Linked DNA regions of Mus musculus: region 2 is linked to region 1. A link is a loop called in an ENCODE intact Hi-C map of the cell type or tissue named here. Cell type or tissue: left cerebral cortex. All regions are shown on one strand. Links, peaks and the distances in the headings refer to the core of each region. The heading gives the core; the rest is flanking DNA.

Region 1 (3,313 bases), core at 480-2,979:
TGGGAAAGTCTAATCTAGAGAACCGTGAGAAACACATGTGACCATTACCTCGATACACTTTGTCTTCCCTCACAGCTAAAACACAGGCCGCCCTCCTATGAACCTTTATTCTTGGGAAGGTTTAGCTTTATGATGTAGGACACTTGTTACTCGAGATATTTCTAGACGTGGAATTGCTGAGTCTAAAAGAATACACATGTTTAGTTTACTTCTACATTACCAAATAAACCACCAGAAATTAATTCTGTTTGTGCTGAGGGACAACACTGAGTGGGCCTGGGCTTAGGGCTCACCGAGTTTGGTGCTTTGATGGGAAAGACGGGATCCCATTGTTCACTTGTTCCTAGTAAATCTTTAAGAAGTCAAGGATACTCAGTGGATAATTTTAATAACAAGCATGTCTTCTTCTGTTTGGTTTTATTAGTTCTGATGAAGCCAGATTCTGGCAGGACTTAATGAACATTGCAGGAACGACATTGTCCTCAAAGCTCCTTACTCACCACAAGGACCACTTTACTAAACTGGCCGTGGAAGCGGTTCTCAGACTGAAAGGCTCTGGCAACCTGGAGGCGATTCATGTCATCAAGAAACTAGGTGGGAGTCTGGCAGACTCCTATCTAGATGAAGGTATGTGTGTATGCCGGAACGTACCCATTGATCTCCACCCTGACACTACTGAGGCAGAGAGCTTGTCTTTAAGGACCACTTGGCTGCTTGGGCCATTGTAACAATTTGTCCTGTTGCGGTCTGTGTGCTTCATCTTCAACACCGCTGAGCATTGTTTGCTTTCTAGATTTCAAACAGGAAGTCTCTGCTAATAACAGAAATTACAGCTTTACCAAAAGCTGTTCCCAAATGCTTTTTCAGGATTATATGTGTTTTCCCTAAGTCAAATTAGCAGGTTGTTGTAGATAAAGGAATTTTTGTCTGATATTTTATTGGCATTTGTGTAAAATTTTAGACTTGTTCTCTTAAGTGTTTTGGCAACATATGTGCACTACATGCATAAGTGGTGCCCATGGAGGTCAGAAGAAGGAACCAGAACCCTTGGCACTGTAGTCAAGATGGCTGTGAAGCCACCATTTGGTGGAACGTACCCATTGATCTCCACCCTGACACTACAGAGGCAGAGAGCTTGTCTTTAAGGACCACTTCAGGAAGAGCAGCAAGTAGAATCTCTTCAGGCCTTGTTGTTTTTTAAGGTAGTCTTGTGTAGCTAGCGAGTGTGTGTGTGCGTGTGCATGCGTGTGCGTGCTCGCACGCAGCCAAGGATGCCCTTAGTCTTCTGTCCCTTCTGCTGCTCTCCCAGGCTGTGATTATGCAGTACTGGGGGATCCATCTCGGGCTTTGTGAATGCTAAGTAATTATCTTTTAACTGAGCCACATTGTTAGCCCCAGGAACATTTTCTTTTGCGTGTCCAAGGTTATTTTAATCATGTGCATGTTTGGTCTGTGTATGGGTATGTGCATGCCAGTGGCCAGAAGTAGCAGCTCCACTCTGGTGGTTACAGGCTGGTGCGAGCCCCCAGTGAGAGTGCTGGGAGCCAGACTCAGGTCTCTGCAGTAGTAAGCACTCTTAACATCTGAGCCATCTCTCCAGCTTTTTTTTTGTTGTCGTTTTGAGAAAAAAATATTTCCAAAGTTATGTGATTAATGTATGAGTACATTGTAGCTGTACATATGGTTGTGAGCCTTCATGTGGTTGTTGGGTATTGAATTTAGGACCACTGGTCACTCTGGTCAGCCCTGCTCGCTCAGGCCCAAAGATTTATTTATTATTATATCTAAGTACACTGTAGCTGTCTTCAGCTGCACCAGAAGAGGGCGATCTCATTATGGGTGGTTGTGAGCCACCATGTGGTTGCTGGGATTTGAACTTAGGACCTTCAGAGGAGCAGTCAGTTCCCTTAACTACTGAGCCATCTCTCCAGCCCATCTTAAAGGGTTTTAAAAAGAATCAAGTTGTGCTTTGTAAGCTTGTGTCTACAGTGATTTGGAATCCTGGCTTTTATGTGTGTCCTGTGCCATTTACTTACGGAGTTGTGAAAATATTTTGGTTCCGTTGATCTGCAAGGTCTCTCTAATGTTTCTAGTGGTCTGCCAAGTAGGGCAGCCTTGTAACAGAGGCTCATACTGCTGTGTGTGTGCGCTCTATGCCAGGAATTGTAGTGGAACCTCGATCCTGTAGCTGTTCTAATCATCTGCTAAGTGATGGCAAGCTGAATAGAGCAGAAAGCCCAAGGTAGGGTTACTGAGCCAAACGTTTGTCATGTGTCTTAAGCCAGTGCAGATGTCAGTACCAGGTCATGTGATGGCAGCAGATCAGCACGGCTAGAAATGGCATCTCTCCTTGAGTTGTGCATGATTTATATGTGAGCATCTGGTCGACCCCAGCCATAGCCTAAGGGCAAGAGCAGGATTGGGAGCAGGTTTATGTAGTTGTGTTGTTTTTGTGTTGTCCAAGGTGGTTCCATTTTCCTAGCTGTCTTGTTTATTTTAGTGAGGCTGGGTCTCTGTTATGTTGCCCTGGTGGTCCTGAAACTTGCTGTGTAGAACAGGTGACCCTGTCTCTGATTTCCAGTTCTCACTGCTAGTTTTGCTGGTTTTAAGCTAGTAAAAGTGAACTTAAATGTGTTTACATTGTGAGCTGTAGCCTCTGATCTGGTGTGTGTGTGTGTGTGTGTGTGTGGGTGTGTGTGGGTGTGTGTGTGTGAGTGTGTGTGTGTGGGTGGGTGTGTGTGGGTGGGTGTGTGTGGGTGTGTGGGTGTGGGTGTGTGTGTGGGTGTGTGTGTGTGGGTGTGTGTGTGGGTGTGGGTGTGTGTGTGTGTGTAACAAAAGTTTCAGGGTGATGTGGTTTGTGTCTGTACTGATGCTGTAGCGTTGCCTGTGTGTATTCTCTTTTTTAGTTGTTTCTTTGCTTTATTAAGTTTATGGGTCCTTTGCTATGTGTATGCCTGGTGCCCGTGGAGCACAGGATCCCCCAGAACTGGAGTTACTGAGGGTTGTCAGCCAGCACGTGCTGTGCAGGTTTACTAATGCATCCTTAAGTTTATTACCATCTTTATGTTTGTTGTAGGTTTTCTTTTGGATAAAAAAATTGGAGTAAATCAACCAAAGAGAATTGAAAATGCTAAAATTCTTATTGCAAATACTGGGATGGATACAGACAAAATAAAGGTGCGTGGCTACATTTCTTGACAGGCTGTTGCTGGTGCTGTTAACGTAGGAGTCAGTTACACCAAGCAGATGAGACACCTATATACACTTTGAAGCGTATGTTCGTAGAAACGCTGAAGTACGTACGGTGTATTTT
Region 2 (2,851 bases), core at 352-2,851, 650 kb before region 1:
CCCCCCATCCTGCTCATGCCCCAATCCCATGAAACTGCACACAAGCCCAATTGGGCTACTTCATCTCCCAAGGCTTGGGTTCTGTGAGACAGGTTCTCTGTGTGCAGCCCTGGCTGATCTGCAGCTCACTGTGTGGACTCGTGGACACACTATCTTGAACTCACTTGTCTCTTCGTCTCTACTGCAGGGGTCAAAGGTCTATGCCACCATGCCTGGCTGAAGGTTATTAAATTTAAAATGAATATTCACTCCATTCCTAAGGGGAGAAAGGTTTCTGAAAAGTCCTTAATCACGAACTGTTGGGGAAATGAAGGCTGTCAGTAAGAAGTGGCAAGCCCCAAAGAACGAAATTACCTTTCTCCTTTAGGTAGGTTATCAATGTTACTCAAATTAGCTTTAAATTGCTCAACTCAAGCTATCCTCCTGCCTCAGCTTCCTGATTATCTTTGACTGTGCAAATGTGCCACCACCCCTGGTTTTAAGTCCTTTAAGATCTGGGGCTTTTGCTTTGGGGACCGAGGACTGAACAATGCAGGACCTTCTCGGTGCCACACACCCTCCGTTCTTAGATGTACCTTAAAAGGTGGACCCAGACGGCTGTTGCTCTGTACCTGGGATTACACGCACACCATTATATCTGGCCTTATCAATGCTTTTCTTTGACCTGCGTCCACACTGCCTAAAGCAGCGTCCAGGCCAAACTCCTATACCTTATAATGCTATCTTGGGCCCTCAAGATGACTAACAATTAGAAAGTTTGTAAACACTGGAGTGTATGTGTTGAAAAGGCCAGGCTGATTTCATGACAAGTTTCAAACTGGCAGTTAAGGGGACTAGGCCTAAATCTCTGTTTCCAAGAACTGGGCAATTCCGGGCAAGTCCGGGCCTCAGAAGCTGCCCCGCCTGAGGCAAGGACAATGGGTCAGCAGCAGTTTCCAGACTTTCTCAGCCAAAAGTTTCCAGCCCTCTCACCCCGGGAATGGAATGTCCCTAAAGATGGACCCAATAGATTAACATAGAGGTCACCTATCCCAGAATTCGCTAATATGCTTTATGTCAGGTCTGCAAACTCACTTGGGTGTCTCTATCTTAGTAATGGGGAGAGGAGACACCAGAATGCTGACTTCTGCAGATTAAAACATTCTTTGCGTTTACATACTATGAGCCCAAGGTGTCATGGACCCTAACAGTCTTTGAATTTTTTTTTTTAATTTTAACTTTAATTATGTGTATGTCTGTGCACACAGGTGCGGTTGCTCATGGAGACCAGAAGAGTGTGTTGAGTACCCTGCAATGACAGAATTTGTGTGGCGTGAGTGACTGAAAACCTAAAAAGGAGCTGTATGCACTCTTGACCATGGAGCTATTCATTTTTTATTCATTATTATTTATTCACTTTCCACCCCGCTCTCCGTTCCCTTCTGGGACACCCCCTTCTCACAATTTCCTCCCCGTCCCACTCCACCCTCTCTCACCTTGCCTATTTTTAAAGTCTTAAAAAAAAATCACTCATTTGTATACAACTTCAGCTGCTGGCGGGATGGATTTAAAAATACTACCCAGCTGTTAGTCTTGCTTTTCTTTTGGTAGCAGCAGCAGTCGGATAGGAACTTGCCTAGCGACCATTGCGGTTTCGAGCGGTAAACACAACCGCGCGGCCCCTCCCCACCTCCTGCGCGCTCCGGCACCGGGCGGCCGCTAAGCCCCGCCCCCCGCCTCCTATTGGTCCAGGAGGCGGCGTCGGGCGTGCGCGCGCGCACGCCCCGATGCCCGGATGGCCCGTGGCTTCCGGCGTTCTCTCCGCGGACGGTAGGGGGCGCTCGTCACAGAACTCTGCTTTGTTAACGGGGCCTCCGGGGCCAGCGTAGCCTAGGAGCGGCCGGTGAGGAGCCGCCGCCTTCTCGTCGCTCGAGCTCTGGAGCGACCATGGTCGCTCAGGCCCCGGCCGCGGGGCCTCCGCGCTCCCCGTGAAGGGTCGGAAGATGCGCGGGAAGTAGCAGGTACCCGCTCCGTGGGCGGCGGAGAGTCCCGATCATTCCCTCTTTTCCGCGCCCTCCGGGGCCTACTCGTAACCCGGGCCGGCTCGTGGGGTCGCGGGGCACGAGGCTGGGCGACCGTTTGCCCGCGCTGGGCCCTGATGTCATTCTGCGGCCGGGGGTGTGCGTGTGGGTGGGAGTGGGGGGTGGGGTGGGAGATGGCGCGGTTAGCACGGCGCATGCGCGGGAGGGGACGGAGGGAGGGGGAGGAGGGAAGAGCGGGGGTCTCCCAGCAGGCCCCGCGCGCGGGGGGCCCGCTCCGGGGTCGCGCTGGGCTCGTTGCTGGGGTCCAGGAGGTGACAGGTGCCTGGTCCCGGACTCGCCGGGATGCGGCTTCCGGGACGGGTGGGACTGGGCTGGGCCGAGTTGACTCAGCTCTTCCTGTGGGGCTGGTCAAGTTGGGACACGTCCGGCGTCGGCTGTCGGAGGAGCTAAGTCCTGACATGTCTCCAGCTGGGGTTATTTAAACGCTGCCCCGTTTCCGCAGCCGTCTGCTGGGCGAGCGGGAGACCGACCGGACACCCCTGGGGGACCCTCTCGGATCACCGCGCTTCTCCTGCGGGCCTCCAGGTAAGGGACAGCTCGCCGACGTCGTTTTGCATTTGAGAGCTATTGCCGAAAGACGTTTTCTGTCTCCTTCGTAAATGCATGTATCTATTTGTCCCTTTTCGTAGATGTTTTATAATTTCAAGTTTTTATCGTGTGTGTTGTTGTTTTTTTTCTACTTGTAGGCCAATGTGCAATACCAACATGTCTGTGTCTACCGAGGGTGCTGCAAGCACCTCACAGATTCCAGCTTCGGAACAAGAGACTCT

The links. A loop is a pair of places that touch in the nucleus more often than their neighbours do. Peaks named below come from ENCODE experiments on the same cell type or tissue, not always from the same donor. Only the 100,000 strongest peaks of a DNase experiment are listed, where the experiment ranks them.
Region 2: a loop joins it to region 1, with 4 times the contacts of the local background. A loop is called at or near these places in 4 of 42 quality-filtered maps.

Annotation. Positions count from the first base shown.
Region 1 is chr10:117,057,962-117,061,274 of GRCm38, reverse strand. It overlaps Cct2 (chaperonin containing Tcp1, subunit 2 (beta)), which reads left to right. Exons shown (of 16, transcript NM_007636.3): 7 at 425-627; 8 at 3,077-3,177. Among named protein-coding and RNA genes, the nearest start is that of Cct2, 4.2 kb to the left of the region's middle. In left cerebral cortex, for the core only: a CTCF peak has its summit at 1,813 (motif pointing right); no DNase peak of the experiment used is centred there.
Region 2 is chr10:117,709,701-117,712,551 of GRCm38, reverse strand. It overlaps Mdm2 (transformed mouse 3T3 cell double minute 2), which reads left to right and starts at 1,794. Exons shown (of 12, transcript NM_010786.4): 1 at 1,794-2,000; 2 at 2,524-2,606; 3 at 2,768-2,851. The coding sequence starts at 2,772. In left cerebral cortex, for the core only: a CTCF peak has its summit at 1,826 (motif pointing right); DNase peaks (open chromatin) are centred at 1,757 and 2,394; H3K4me3 peaks cover 1,783 bases; H3K27ac peaks cover 1,637 bases.